Linked DNA regions of Homo sapiens: region 1 is linked to region 2. A link is a loop called in an ENCODE intact Hi-C map of the cell type or tissue named here. Cell type or tissue: heart left ventricle. All regions are shown on one strand.

Region 1 (8,000 bases), 310 kb after region 2:
AATGTGAAATTTCTGATTTGTCCAAAGCTAGACACATAAGTTTCTTAGTATTTGACTTTCTTAGACGAGAGATTAAACTGAGCAATGAGACGGGAGAGTGGCAATAGCTTCTAGAAATCAGCACGTGTTGCCTGGGGAAAGTTCTCACTGGCATGCAGATCCCCCTTCAGGTGTCCTGTTCTCATAGCTGAGTTTCATGATTTCCAGTACTTCTCTCTGGTGGATGTGCTTTTCCAGCACCAGTTGTCTGTTTATCCATCAGGATGGCTCCTGTTCTGACTCAGAGGCCCAAAATATCTGGGTTTCCAGCCCCCTGGACAGGAGCATGTAAGACTGGAGTCCCCACCTGCTCCATGGTCATCTTGGCAGGCCAGGCTCCTGCCCTCTGTGGATCCCTTGGACTCTCTTTTCCATGCCCTGTAACCTGTTGCAAGGAGCTCTCAGCAGAGTCTGACGTTACCAGCCTCCAGGTGCTTAGTGGGAGATGCAAGCATCTCTGTCTTTGGTTAATTTATCACAGGGAAAGTGGTTTGGTGGGAGAGCCCCAATTAAAAGTATCCTTGCAGTTTTCCTTAATCACACCCTGAAAATGTTCCCGTGCCCCAGGCTGGGCTTATCTCAGAAAGGGTGTTGAACCTCTTTTGCATGACTCCGCTCGACAGAATGTGATGTCTGAGGTGTGTCCCAAACAGTATTGCCCACAGAGTGTTCTGAGGACCCCGTGCTTCAGAAGGGCAACTTGTTTAAAAACACAGCACTATGGGTCCTGCCCCCCAGACCTATAGCAGCACAGTCTCTAGAGGTTTGGTCCCAATCTCTGTGCCATGACAAGTGGCACAGGTGATTCTGATATGCTTGAAAGTTTGAGAGCCTCTGGTCCACAGGGTTCTGATGCCTTCACCCCCTTCCCTGCCCTTGGAATTTTTTGGTGATGTCTCTTACTGGGCATCTTCAGCCCTTGAAGTCTCATATTCGTGGGACATCCAGAGACGGATGACACCTTAGATAAAGACCCTTCATTCGACCAATATTGATTAAGCTCCTCCCATTTGCCAGGCATGGTTCTCAGCACTATGGATAATGCAGGAAACAGAAACTGCGGAATCTTTGCTCTCCTTGGGCTTATATCTAGTGGGAGAGACAGATAATAAACAAGGGAAGCAAAGTGTATATTGGGTACGGTTTAGTGCTAAGGAGAAAAATAAAGCAGGAGACCAGGGATAGAAGTTGTTGAGGATAAGAGGGATTTGCCATTTTAGATTGGGTGGTCTAGGAAAACTTCACTGAGAGGTGACATTTGTCCAGATCTGAAGGAGATTAGGGAATGAGTCATGGTGGTGTCTGTGGGAGAGGCTTCCAGGCAGGGGGAATGGCAGGTGGAAAGGTTTAGAGACGAGAAGGAATGTGCTGTTTTAGGAACCACGAGGAGCCAGTGTTCTGTTCCCCACCAACATACAATATTAGCATATTTTCACACACATAAATATACATTTTTATGAGCATTGCAATTCAAAGCTAGAAGGGTGTGATGGAGAAATTTTCTTTAAGTATTTTTGGCTAATTAAAATTAATTGACTAAAATTGGGAACCAAAATTTTGTAGAAAATAGTGAGAAAAAACTTGATTGGGATTTTTTTTTCTTCCTTGAGAAATGAAATAAAGATTATAATAAAAGTTTATTTTATCTTGTAGTAAACAAAATTAGGGGTTGGCAATTCCCGATCTGTGCACTTTGAACAAAGAATGCATGTTGATAATTTGTCATTTTTCTTCCAGTTTTCTATAACTATACAATATTGCAGTTCTCATTTCATGTTTGACATTGCTAGTAGGATCACAAAAAGGATCCGTTTAGCGGAAATATTTGAGGGCTTCTCCAGTTTCCCCAAGAGCTTCACGATACTCGGCTATTGAAACTGCTGTCTTCTGAAGCACCCATTGTCCTCACTGATTTTCTCCTCTTCACTTGTTTACTTACTATCTATCTATCTATCTGTCTATATCTATTTGAGATGGAATCTTGCTCTGTCACCCAGGCTGGAGTGCAGTGGCGTGATCTTGGCTCACTGCAACCTCCACCACCCGGGTTCAAGCAATTCTCCTGCCTCAGCCTCTGGAGTAGGTGGGATTACAGGCAACCACCACCACGCCTGGCTAATTTTTGTATTTTTAGTAGAGACAGGGGCCAGGCTGGTCCTGAACTCCTCACCTCAGGTGACCTGCCCACTTTGGGCTTTCAAAGTGTTGGGATTACCGGCATGAATCACCATGCCTGGCTGGTAAATATATCTTGAAGGGTGATTGTAGACCCTGGCTTCATTCTCTTTGTTGATAGTTTTGCATGCATTTGTCCATCCTCTACTATTACAAGATATGCAATTTCACTTTGCAATGGATTTGCATTGCTTTTGCATTGTATTTATAGTTGGCAGTCAGCAGAATCTGACCAATCAAGATGGCAGAGATGTTGAAGTGGTGGGCAGGGGTAGATGCTGCTGTCATCTAAGGGCCATGTGTGGGCAGGGACTGACATCTGGAAGAGTCCATTTATCAACAAGTGGTTTCTTGTTCTGCCAATTTATCCTTCCGTATGTAATCCCATAATTTCAAGGATTCATACAGCAAATGTTTATGTAATGAAGAACCTATGGAAAATACATATAATTTTTTTTTTCTGTATGTCAGAAATTGGTTATTATGTAAGTGAGATAAAAATGGTTCCTGCTCATTGGCCCCTGTGTTGTTTGTTTCTTCACAGCAGGCTGGGACCTGTTAGCTCAAAAGCCTGCTGGCACCAAATTCATATTTTTACACATCCAATTGTTTTAAACATAGCCCAAATAAACAGATTTTTAGCCATTTGGAGCCTGCCTGTTTTGCATACCCTGCAAAACTGAGTCCAATGTCTGTTAGTTGTAAATAAGATAAACCTTTTAGCTATAAAAGAACTCAAGCTGCAACTGCCCTTTAGAGCTCTCTGACCCAGAGACTCCCCACTGAGCTGCTGAGTGACATTATCTAGACATGTGAGCCCCTGTCTTGAATCTACCTCTACTTTCAGAGTTCTTTCCCTCCTCCCCTCTGGCTGGTGGCCCCTCAGGCCACATCCTTTGGACTGTCTCATGCTGTGAGGGGCTTCTTTCATGCAAACCTGTCAAAGCGTTGCCCAAATAAAACTCGTTGTATGCTACTGCCACCTTGTGGTCATATATTTTTCTATGCTCAGAGCCCAAATTCCGCAAACTCATTACAGTGGTGAGACCATTATCTTTTCCATGTAGTTTTAGATATTGTAATTTTTAAATAACAAGTGCTAAGAATATCACCAAGCCTAAAGATATTTCTCTAAAACAAACTTAATGAATATTCAAGACATAGATGTTCCTGGGCTTAAATTGTTCTAACAAAGATAATCTAAAATTAGGAAGGATTTGGACTAAGGACTGGGATTTAGAAACAATTGTATAACTTGTGTTTAAGAGAGAGGAAAATGTCAATAGTTTGGTTTTAGGTTTGTGTTTTTGATACCCAGCATTCATTTGTTCTGTTGTAACTTGAATTTCCTTTCAGGAGCCACTCCTTGCTAACCTCTCCCACGTGATTAGGAGGGGGTTAACTTCACCCTTAGTGACCAGCTTAGTTGACCAGCTAAGCCCATGAGCATTGTCCCTCTACCCTAGATGCCATAATGATTGGCTCAAGATTGAGCACTCAGTTTAATTTGGCCAATGAAAACCTGGCTCTGGGATCTTTGATCTAAGGGAAAGAATTTTGCTTTTTTGTTGTGGATGAGGATGTGAGATCTGGAGCTGCTGCAGCAACACTGTGACCATGAGAAGAATTGGTGAACAAAGCCCACATGCATGAGAGCTGAACAGGGTCCAGTGCCTAATGGAACTGGAGGTAACATTTGAACGTCTATAGTGAGTTGCATCTGAATTTGGCCCTATCTCTGGACGTTTTCATGGACATGCACCAGAACTGGATTTTTAAAAATCAATTGCAACTGCTATGACATGTCCAGAATTTGTCAGGTGTACAGCAATGTCCTTTGGGCCCAAAGGATTGAGGGCTGGATGTTCTCTAGAGCACCCCTTATGAAATAAATGGATCTACTCTGGCAAACGGAGACATTTGCCTTTGCCTAGGGATGTTAGAGGAATTTTCTGCTAAGGAAGAGGAATAGGATCAGGAAATCATATCTGGAGAAGAAGTGTTTAGAATCCTGGCTGGAGACTTAGGGTAGTTCCAAAGGACATCTCACAAGGTAGGAGGCTTAGATGCTTGTGTGTCTGATCTCTGGAGACCGTATGGTAGTTCATTGTTAGGAAATTAATAATAGCTAATGCTGATCCACGTCTTTGTTCCAGGTGTTCTTCTAAGCACTTAATATACACCAATTCACTTAATCTTCATAATAGCAACACTGTAGGTAGATAGTGTTATTATCCACATTTTACAGATAAGGAAACTGAGTCACAGAAGTTCAATGGTTATCCAAGGCCTCACAGCTAGTCCTTCTTGCAGCTGGAATTAAATTCTGGGAGTCTTGCTCCTAATCCTTCTCTCTCCATCACCTTCCTGACATTCATTCCTGGGTGTATCCAGCTCTGCTAGGGAGGGAGGAATGCCCAGTGTTTCACTCCAAAGCAAAGATGTCAGAATTTATTTATTTTTATTTTGTCAGTTTATTTTGTTTATATGTAAGCCACTGTTTCCCTAGACAGACTGTCTCACTCCCTTCTTTGATTCACAGATACAGCGTAACATAATAATAATAAACACACCTGTAGCACTCCGTCTGTGCCAGCACTTTATATTGTATTAGCTCACTTAACCCTTGCAGCAGCCTCACGAGATGGCCACTGTGTTAGCTTCCTGGGGCTGCCACAGCAAATGGCCACAAACGCGATAGTGTAAAACAACAGAAATTTATTCTCTCACAGTTCCAGGAGGCCAGAGCCCAAAATCAAGATGTCCGTAGGGTTGAGAAACCTTCTCATGCTTTTCCCCTACCTTCTGGTTGTTGCTGGCAGTCCTTCATATTCCTTGGCCCATAGAAGCATAACTCCAGCTCTCTCTCTCTCTGACTTCACATCGCTGCCTTCTCAGGTTCCCTGTCTGTCTCTTATAAAGACACCACTCATTGGATTTACAGCCCACCCTAAATCCAGGATGGTCTCATCTTGAGATACCTAAGTAATTACATCAATGAAGACCCTGTGGCTCAATAAGGTCACATTGTGAGGTTCTGGGTAGATATGAATCCCTGGGGGACACTATTCAACCCCTTATAGACACTTATTTTTTCATCATTTGAGAGAGGAGGAGTCTGTACTGCACCAAGAGTCAATGGCAAAGCCAGGACCTGAACCTGGCAGGCTGGTGTGAATACCTGTGCTGTGCCAGTCAGGTATAGTGGCCAGATGGGCAGGCTCAGAAATGAGGACCCCTACACTCCATCCTGCCTCCACCTTGTGATTTTGTGCCTGTTCCTTAATTGTTTGGTGCCACAGATTTCGCATTTGTAAGTCTAGGATAATGAGACCTACTCATAGTGCTGTAAAGAGGATTAAATATGTTGATACAGGTAAAGCACGAGAAAATTTATGCAAAGCCCTTGGGAAAGTGTCTGGCTCAGGGGAGTGGCCTCAGTAAAGCTCAGCTATTATAATCCACAAATATTCCTGAGTGGCGCTAGGATGCACATGGCTGCTGGCATCTTGCAGCCATCAGAGTTTGGACAGGACAGTTTATTATCATCAAGGCATTTGGTAGTATTGTCTTCAGATGGTTGTGAATTCAGGTTGTAGCTTTCCTTGCTTTTTTTTGGAATATTTATTAGTTCAGTTTCCTGAACTAATGAAGAACTAAGTTCTTCCACTGTGGGCTGTTTGGTTAACTCAAACGTTAGTAGATATGCTTAACTAGATCTTTTTGCTAGTGAATTTCCAGTAGACTGTGAGTACCTTTTACTGTCCAAACAGGAATCTTCTTTATCTCCTCTGGCTAAAGCAGAATGCAAAACTTCCCTTCCCTGGTCATACCCACACAATTTGCCTGTCTAGTGATGCTCATCAAGTTTCCTCATGTGGAAAATGGAAGCAGAAGCGATACTACCCCTGCGGGGTTGCACGAGGCATCTGTGTATTAGCAGTGCAAGGCGGAGGACAGTGCCTGGCTTCTAGAAGGGGCTTGAGACATTTCAGCATTTGTGAACAAGTTCTTTTTCTACTGTGAAATGGGTACCGGGGAAAGGTGAGCCACAGTCTCAGTCTGTGGCCAAAACCATCTGAGACTCACTGGTCTGGACTGAGCCATGCTCCTCTTTGCATTTCCAAGTGCTTCATGTGTAGTACCTGAAACTCAAGAAATCCTCTTTAAACGTCGGAGGACTGGGTGGATGATATGGGGTATAAAAATATTTCACAGTCTTGATGGCGTGAGTTCTAATTGCACGCTTCCTTCTCCAACCCCCGCCCATGGCAGACAGTGAAAGACTTGACCCACCCACTGGAAAGCTGGGAAGGTCTCAAGACCACCCTCACTTCTGATGCCATCTGCAAGTCTGGAGGGTCCCCAAGACCACCCTCAGGTTCAGTAATTTTCTAGAAGGACTCAAAGAACTCAGAAACGCTGTTGTACTTATAAATATTGTTTATTCTAGTGAAAGGATACAAACTGAGTTCAGCCAAGGGAAGAGGTGCATAGAGTAGGATCCAGTAGAGGTCCAGGGCAAGCTCCCAGTTGACCTTTCCCAGTGGAGTCGTATGGACAGCATTTGCTTCTCCCAGAGCTGATGTGCAACCATAGGCACAGAGTGCTGCCAACTGGGGGAGCTCACCCAAGCTTGGTGTCCAGAGCTTTTTTTGGAACTTGGTCACATAGACATGGCTGACTCTCCAGTCCCTCCAGTGGTCAAGCAGATCCCATGTGGCCCAAGCCTCCCTACTATAAATCATATTGAAGCACAGATTATCTGGCATGGCCCAAGACCTCAGGTAAACAAAGACACTCTTATCAGGCAAGAAATTCCAAAGGCTTAAAAGTTAGTTCTCAGGAGGTGAAGGCAAAGGCCAGACCTCTCTTCGGGCAAAGTTAATCCTTTACTGCCCACCCACTATGTAGACAACCAAACAAACCCAAAACCCTGTAGAGTGGAGTATTTAGTTCAAAAGTGGCTGGTCTAAGTAGAAGACAGAAAGATGCAGGTGTGTACTCACAGAGCAGGTTTCCTTTTGCCCAGCTAGGTGGTGGATGCTATGGGCTGGGAAAGACATATGGGGAGTGAGATGGAGAAGGTGTGACCCCGTGCCCTGTCTGTCTGTCCCTGCTGGGTAGAGGCTGGCCTGGAGTCCAGTTGTCTTTCTTTTGACTTATCTACAGCAGCTAGAATGTCTCTCTCCCTGGTCCAACCAGGAGGGATGCTCATCTGGACTCAGACTCTTTCCAGCATCCAGTCCTCCATCACAGACAAGGCCAAAGCTCAGGTCACTCTTGTCGCTCAGAACCAAAGGGACCGCGGACACCTGGTGGAGGTCTGGGGGAGAAACGCCTCTGTGTGTCTGGGGTGGTGACATTTGGGTTCACCTGGAGACCTACCAGTGAACGTGGGCAGTGGTGGAGCCACCATGTCCTCCTGGCTCTGACTTACGTCCCTGTTACAATGCACTTGCTCTGTTTTGAACTTCATATTGAACTGTAACCTACATGCAGAAGAGTCCACATAAGCGAGCACAGACTGATGAGTTCTCACAACCACCAAGTAATCGGCATGCAGAAGGAGAGACAGAGCATGGCAGGGTCCCCAGAAGCCCAGCAGGACTCCACTCAGTGACTGCCTCTACCACAGGGCGGCCACTGTGCAGGCTTTCACCTCGGAGATCTGTGTGCCTGCTTCTGACTTTCCACGAACGGAATTGCACAGTGCGCGCTTTTGGTACCTGGCTTCTTCCACTCAGCTGTGTATTTGGAGGGTCGCTGTGTTGTTGTGTGGTGAT
Region 2 (8,000 bases):
CACCCATCATCTACCCATCCATCCATCCATCTTCCATTTATCATCCCTCACCATCATTTATCCATCCATCCATCCATCCTGTCTATACATTCTTCTCTCCATCTACCCATTTACCCATTATCCATCTATCCATCCATTTATCTATCCTCCACCCATCATCTACCCATTCATCCATGCATCCTCCATTCATCATCCCTCATAGATCATCCATCCAACTATCCATCCATCCATCTGTCTATACATTCTTCTCTCCACCTACCCATCCATCCCTCATCCATCTATCCATCCACTCATCTATCCTCCACCCATTATCTACCCATTGATCCATCCATCTTCCATTTATCATCCATCACCATCATCCATCCATCTATCCATCCATCCTGTCTATACATTCTTCTCTCCATCTACCCATTTACCCATTATCCATCTATCCATCCATTTATTATGCTTCCACCCATCATCTACCCATTCATCCATCCATCTTCCATTTATCATCCCTCATCCATCATTTATCCTACCATCCATCCATCCAACTGTCTATACATTCTTCTCTCCACCTACCCATTTATCCGTCATCCATCTATTCATCCATTCATTTATCCTCCACCCATCATCTACCCATTCATCCATCTTCCATTCATCATCCTCATCCACCATCCATCCAACTATCCATCCAACTGTCTATACATTCTTCTCTCTACCTACCCATTCACCCATCTTCCATCTCTCCATCCACTCATCTATCCTTCACTCATTATCCATTCATCCATCCATCTTCCATTCATCATCCCTCATACATCATCCATCCGTCTATACATTCTTCTCTCTGCCTACCCATTCACCCATCATCCATCTCTCCATCCATTTATCTATCCTCCATCTGTCATCCGTCCATTCATTCATCCATCCATCCTCCATTCATCATTCCTCATCCATCATCCATCCATCCATCCATCTGCCAGCCGGCAAATATATGAGGACCCTTGATGTGCAGGGCATGGTAAAAGGCATTTGGTAAAGCAAAGAACAAGACAGGCAAAGTCCCAGCCCTCATGTGAGAACCAGATACTAGACGGCCAGTTACACAGGTGATTATTCATTTGCAGTTATGCTAAGTTTGGTGAAGGAGAAATACAGTGTGCTTTGCAGGTAACTAGTTGGGGGACCTGAGTTCACCGGGTTGGGGGCAAGACAGCCTTGGAGAAGGCTGCTCTGAGGAAGTTTCATTTGAGTGAAGAGCTGCAGGATGAGCGCACACTGAGTGGAGACTGCTGGTGTGCGTGGAGGAGTGTTCAGCAGATCAGACAGCTGTGCAAAGGCAGGAGGTGATTAGGACAACTGAGGAGTCGGAAGAAGGCTGCTGTGACCAGATCCCAGGGAGGGATGGGGAGCAGAGGGAGGAGAGCCCACGGGGTCATTGTCATCAGAGCATGGAGAATGGATTGCAGGGGGATGGTGGGGAGTTGACAGGCTGGCAGCAGGCGATTCATCTGGGCGGGGGCTGGTGGTCAGGATCCTCAGGCAGTTCAAGGCCAGCCCCCTTCCCACTCTGACCTTGGCTCTCAGAGAAACCTTTTGGACATCTGCTACCTCCCATACACCCTGAACCCAAGGCTTCTTCCTATGTTTTCTCCACAGGTTATTTACCCAACAGTGAGCACGCTGTCGAGGCGATGCTGGCTGCGGCAAGCATTGGTGCCATCTGGAGCTCCACGTCCCCGGACTTCGGTGTGAATGTGAGTCAGGGTCTGTGACAGAGGGGGCACCCCTTGCCCTGTGAGCATCCTGGGCAGGGGCTGCATGGGCTGAATTCCCAGGGGAGCCGGACAGCAGCGTGAGCCCAGCGGGAGGAGGTGGCGTTGCAGCTGCCTCTATGGGGAAAGAAGCCAGAAGGACTTGCGTCTGGTTCTTCCTTTCAAGCAGTCCTGACGTTCCCCCACTCCTCGCCGTGTTCATCGAAGACGTGGGCAGGTGGCGTATGCAGCACCCAGTGTTGTTAAGGTCTAGTAAGGTCGAGCCCTGTCTTCCTCACCTGGGATTTAGTGACCACGTGAGGTTTGCTAAGTGTATGTCCTCTGAAGAGAGTTCTCTAGATTTTTGTTCTCAAAGTCCTGCCTGCAGAAGTTCCCCAGGACCTCCCTGTGTTGGTTTCTGCTGTTACCAGCCCCTTCCTCTGGACCCGTACTGTGTGGGTGTGCACTCCGGGAGGGTGGCCTCTCTGTCCCCAAACCACCCCAGGGTGTGTCCAGCTGCCCAGAGTGGCCCAGGCAGGGCCGGAAGCATGTGCTGATCCCCACTGGGGCCCCCCAGCCTATAGGTCTTTCCACGGGGCAAATGAAGCAGCCGCAGAGCGGGTCTTCCTGGGGCCCCCACTCCCCAGCCAGGGCCCTCTCCTGGCTGCAGAGCCTTGAGCGTCAGGGACCTTCAGGAGCCATGAGAACCTGTTACAGGACATGCAGCATCCGTGTCCCTGACCGCTCCTCCTGGTGCCAGCTGCCTCTGTTCTGGGCCAGGCCCTGTGCCGTCCGTCAGTCAGCAGCACCAGCTGCAGGTGTGGCCGCTGGCCCTTTAAAACCCAGTGCCCGGAGTTGGTGTCTGTGCTTGTCCACAGGTGAGGCTTTTGGGTGTGAGCTTAGAAATCATGTCTACTTAGAGGCTTGCTTTTTCAGTAAGGTTTTGGAGGAGGAGTGTCCTTTCTCCACACCGTGGGAGGAGAGATCAGACACAGGCCCAGAGGAGTGAGACTGGCCAGCCGTGCATCAGGCCGCAGCACCAGCTGGGCTGATGATGGAGCCCTGCTGGGTTCAGGGAGGGCGTGGCCACCTTGTAGATCTGTACTGTGTGGCTGGATGGCCGTGCCCTGCCTTCTGGAACTTTCCTGTGTTCTTTCCCAGGCCATCTCACCCCAGGACCTCCCCAGGTCAGCAGGGACTGACCTAGACAGAAACTCAACCTGTGGCCTCTCCTGTCCCTAGGGCCCTCTGTGGGGGCTGCCTGGGCTGCTGGGGCCAATGGTGTCCTTGTGGGAGGGTCTGGAGGGGTGGAGTTCCGGACTGGACACTCAGACCCCTCAGCCGACCTTGAGCCAGGCTGTCCAGGGCAGAGGGAAGGGCCCCAGGGTGAGACGGCAGGATGGCAGGGTGTGCTCAAGGCCGGGCAGGCTGGCTGCCTCTGCTCCATGTGGCTTCCTTGATCAGTGTCCATGGGCAAGTGCCCTGGTGTCCCCAGAGGGAGAATGGCAGCAGTGTTAGTGCAACTGCACAGATGGCAGGAGCCACGTTTGTGTGGAGCCGGGGACAGGGTGTGACCCTCCAGGCCAGCCCAGTAAGTGTTAGCTACTGTTTGAACTAGTCGGGAGATGGGTGTGTTTTGAGTTAAATTATGACTAACCTTTTGTAAACGGGTTGTGAGAGGCTGGGAGAGCCGTGTGTGGCAGGGGAGTGATCATGGCCTCCCAGAGCTGGAGTGTAGCCTCCTCCCCCTGGAGAGGTGATATCAGAGCAACTGGAATCGGCCTTTGGTGGTTTGTCTGAGGCCAGGGGGTGGAGAGAGGGAGAGCCTCTGACTCTGCATGGCTGCAGTGGCAGGGCTGGACCCCAGCCTGTCTCACAGCTGCATCCAGCCTCGCTGGGTCATTGTCCTGTGCACGTCACTCCCCGCTGACTCCAGTCCGGCAGGATCTGCCCATCCTGGAAGGACTCAGGAGGGATGCATGGCTCTGTAGCAAACATGGTCTCGGGGACACTGCTTCCTGGCCGGGGTTGGTCCAGGGTTTTCTGGAATCACCGCCTCCCCGAGCCACCTCTGGAGTGGGAAGTGCTGGCCGAGCTGCTGGGCGCACTAGATGGCAGCATGGCTCTGCTCACCCCATGGCTCCCGCAGCTTCTGGGAAGTGAACAGTCCCAGGCCCTGCGGCTACGTCTCAGGTCAGAAAACAGGGCCACCTGCCCTCCTGCTGAGATGCTTCTCTCTGTCGCTCATTTTGCTAGTGTCCGAGGTATAGACTCCATCCTGCCGGAGACGGGGGTGTGTGTGACGCACGTTACTCGCACTCGAACTGAGATCCAGCCGGTTGGCAGGGAGTCTGTCGGCATTTGGTGGCTTCGTGGCAGGCATTATTGGGCAGCACTCCTGGCCGTGTGCACCCAGCGTGGGAGGGCCTGCGTGGATGCCATGTTCATAGCGCTTGGTCCCACAGACACCTGGACACCCGCTGTCGGAGCTGAGTAAGGACCTGGCACAGGTCGACTGCGCGAAAGCCTCTGCTCACCCTCTATTTACCATCCTTGTTCAGGGGCTAAAACTAACAGGGATGAATTCCTGGAGTTGCTGATGAGGTGGGGCTGGAACTGAGCCAAGGCTGATGGGTTCTGGGCTCGTGGACAGTTCCTGCATCGGTTTGCAGATCTCTACTTAAAAAAGAGATCCTGTTTTTAATTTCCATCATCACCATGTTAAACTTCAGACTGTGCCCCATTTTCAGTAAGGGGCGCTCTTCAGAAACTGCAATGAAGCGTGAATGTCTTCCCTTTGGAATCATGTTTTCTCTTGCTTTGAAATTATATTTCTTTGAATCTCAGAGAATATCGTAAAGGGAAATTGCCACTCTCCTACAAATCCTGTGTTGACTTCTGGTCTCTGTTGATGGAGTCGCACCGTTGGACTCGTGGGTTCACACGCCTGTCCACTGAGAGCTCCTCGGCTGGCTGTGCTGGGTGCTGAAGGGACCCTCTCTGCTGCAGAGCCACAGACCGCAGTGGGCTGTCCAGGGAGTGCTGGGGCATCCGTCTTTACTCGATGACACTGGGGGAACGCGTTTCTGGCCTCCGTCACTCCCCTGTGCTTTACTTCTACCCATTCCATGCTCTCTCCCACCACTGCCCACCTCCTTCTGCCTGCTCTCTGCTGGCTGCCTGGGCATCTCAGCTTGCCTTACTAATGCTTTTGGGCTCGAAGGGCATCGCCAGGTTGGGGAAGTGCTCTGTTCTAAGGGTTCCCAACCTTTCCAGCCCCAGCAAGATCTCTAGGTCCTGAGTCTTTTGATGGCTTTGGGTTTTTTGTTTCACTGTTTACCTTTGAGCCTTTGCCATTTTCAGAGATGTCAGGGAAGGCCACCCTCTGATCCCTGCACACCAGAGAGCCCAGCCTGTAGCCTGCAGGCCTTGTCCTCCTGAAGTGCCATCAGGTGGCCGTGTGTGTGTGTGTGTGTGTGTGTGTGTGTGTGTGTGTGTGTGTGTCTGTGTGTGTAAATAGGACAGCCATTCTCGCTCGCTCTGGGTGGCTGTCACCATGATTCAACACCGGCTGTTGGTTTCAATGCTTGATTGGTTGCTAAGCACCGTATTCAGGTCAGACACATGTTCATAGGTGTGTTTGTTTTGTTGCAACATGAAAGCTGTCCTCGAGCAGCTCTCCTGGGCCAGGACAGGCTGACAGCTGGTTTTGGATGCTCGAGATCTTGATCCCTGCTGGTCCAGCCAGGAAAACTTCAGCTGTGTCAGAGGACCCCTGAGTCTTTTCATGGGGCTAGGGGCCAGACCTCTGATTCAGAAACACTCGTCTTTGTAGCCTGATCACTGTCACTGTGCCTGGGGTCCTGTGGTATTTGAGCCCCAGATCACTGGCAGGCTCAGTCCTTTCACCTTGAGATCCTGGTCACCCTGTACTGGGCTGGTTCTCTGAGATCCCAGTTTCCTTGTGGAAATTCTCTGCCGCCCTCCGGGGCTCTCCCAGGCTGGCTCTCTCTGTTTCTTCCCTGGCCTCAGGCTTCCTGGCAGGTCTTCCTCTGGGCCCCACTCCACCTGCCCCTGGGTGTTGATCTCTATGTCCTCTGTTCAGAACAGCCTCTTCTCCCTCCCGCCTACCCTGTGGGACCTGCTTATTCTTGACGCTGGGCTTTGGAGATGCTGACTCCAGCGGCTTTCTGGGTTTCCTCCTCTTCCTCCTGATTCAGTCTGCTGCAGTATCTTAGCACCCGAATCTGTTCTGCTGTTTTGATTTTCTGTTCCATGTACGGTATTAGTGTTTTCTGAGTGGAGCCAGCACAGTGGTGAGGAGCACCAGCACCCACATCAGACAAGCCAGGCTGCAGCCCAGCCATGCCTCTGGCCAGTTGTGAGGCTTTGGGCAAGTCACTCACCCCGTTCCTGCCTTATCAGGGTTAGGGAGTGGATACTATTGCCCCTCTTTTTTTCTGAGACGGAGTCTCACTCTGTCTCCCAAGCTGGAGTGCAGTGGCGCGATCTCGGCTCACTGCAAGCTCCACCTCCTGGGTTCACACCATTCTCCTGCCTTAGCCTCCCAAGTAGCTGGGACTACAGGCGCCTGCCACCATATCCAGCTAATTTTTTGTATTTTTAGTAGAGACGGGGTTTCACCATGTTAGCCAGGCTGGTCTCGATCTCCTGACCTCGTGATGCAAAGTGCTGGGATTACAGGCATGAGCCACTGTGCCCAGCCTTATTGCCCCTCTCTTAAGGCTGTGAAGGGCAGTAAGTGCTTCTAATGAGCTCAGACTGGGGCCTGGCACATAGTAAGCATTCAGTAAATGCTCAATATGTTTTAACTGGCAATCATTTCTTCCCCACTAAACCAAGAACTCTCGGTCCATCTTAGAATCCCGGGCACAGAGAGGGCACCAGTGTAGACATGCCATTTGTGGTTTGTGTGTTCGCCACAGCCAAGGTCTGGACAGGCCCCTTACCTGTGGGTGAGGGAGCTTGGGTGTCAGGAGTGTTGGGACTCACTTTGCATAAGGGGTGGCTGGGGCTGGAGGGAGCCAGGTGCAGGGATACCTTGTCCAGGGCCATGTGGCCAGGAAAGGGAGGAGTAAGGACCATGGCCTTAGAGTAGGTTGAATGTGTTACCTTGATATTTGCATAGAGAGCGTCAGAAGTAAACAGAGGGACACCCAAGTCCCAGCAGGACATGAAAGAGTCTGAGAAATCGCTGTGCATGCACTTAGTTAAGTGGACGTGGTGTCTTTCCAGGAAGGGCAGGCACTTGCTCTCGGGGGGTGCATCTGGGCACTGAGAATGGGGAAGAGGGGCTTGCCTGGCTGGGGGTGAGCTTCTGTTTAGATGCCTTGTTCCAGTGCCAGTGCCCAGGCGCTGGTCTAGGGGGTGAAGACTTCTCTCCTGGATGCTTCTGTCCCAGTCTCCTGCCCATCAGAAGTGGCTGGGGAGGAGGAAGGGGTGGCATTCTCAGTCCAGGAGGGTTTGGTGCCAGGAAGGGCCATTTCTGGGCATTCTGTTCTTCTGATGGATTTGGGCAGGGTGTATGTTAGCATCAGACGCAAGGAGGGCTAGCCCTGGTGGCCTGCGGAGTAAATGCTGGTGGGACCGGGGTGCCACCTGCCTGCAGACTCGGCCTGTTGCTGCTGGACTCCTGGGGGGCACCATTTTGGGGCTTTCTGCAACCACCTCTGTGTAGCAGTTTAGAGCAGAAGAAGAAGTAGTAGGAAATAGTCTTTGTCCACCAAGGACGTCACTGAGGAAGGGGTACCGGGGGTACCCTTGAAATGGAGGAGGGAGGAGGTGGACGGTGACCGAAGGCCTGATGTCCTGAGGCCAGGGGCCAAGTCCCTGTTACCTGTATGTCCCATGCACTTTTTTAAACTGATGCTGAAGTTGGCCAATGTTTTACTTAAAAAAAAAAAAAAAAAGTGCGTTGGGGCAGCTCCAAGGGCGTCTCTGTAATAATGTCACAGTCATTCCCTTGTCCCCCACCCGCCCGCCGTGAACTTTGCTGAGGGGCAGAGGAAGTGGCGGGAGTAGAGAGAAGCTTGGCTTGGTCTGCGCCTCCTCCCGTGCCTTCCGCAGTGGCCAAGGTGTTCAGCTGGAGGAAGACCCCTCCTTCCTGTCATGACTGTGCATCCTGAGAGCACTTCAGCCTTCCTTCCCCCTGTCCAGTCAGCACTGGCGGGGCTGCCAGAAGTTCTCAAGACTCAGTGAGCCCCAGAGGAGCTCACAAGTCCCCAGGGGGAGCCCCATCTCAGTAAC

Evidence for each region. Peaks named below come from ENCODE experiments on the same cell type or tissue, not always from the same donor. Only the 100,000 strongest peaks of a DNase experiment are listed, where the experiment ranks them.
Region 1: it touches region 2 in a loop (4-fold over the local background); 6 of 110 quality-filtered maps call a loop at or near these places.

Annotation. Positions count from the first base shown.
Region 1 is chr12:125,400,199-125,408,198 of GRCh38, forward strand. The region is part of intron 2 of TMEM132B (transmembrane protein 132B); the gene reads left to right. Among named protein-coding and RNA genes, the nearest start is that of TMEM132B, 220 kb to the left of the region's middle. In heart left ventricle, a CTCF peak has its summit at 3,202 (motif pointing left); no DNase peak of the experiment used is centred here; H3K27me3 peaks cover 2,461 bases.
Region 2 is chr12:125,089,788-125,097,787 of GRCh38, forward strand. It overlaps AACS (acetoacetyl-CoA synthetase), which reads left to right. Exons shown (of 18, transcript NM_023928.5): 5 at 1,639-1,736. Among named protein-coding and RNA genes, the nearest start is that of AACS, 28 kb to the left of the region's middle. RefSeq lists an enhancer at 1,284-1,785. In heart left ventricle, no CTCF peak of the experiment used is centred here; DNase peaks (open chromatin) are centred at 2,823, 3,139, 3,590 and 3,854; H3K27ac peaks cover 464 bases.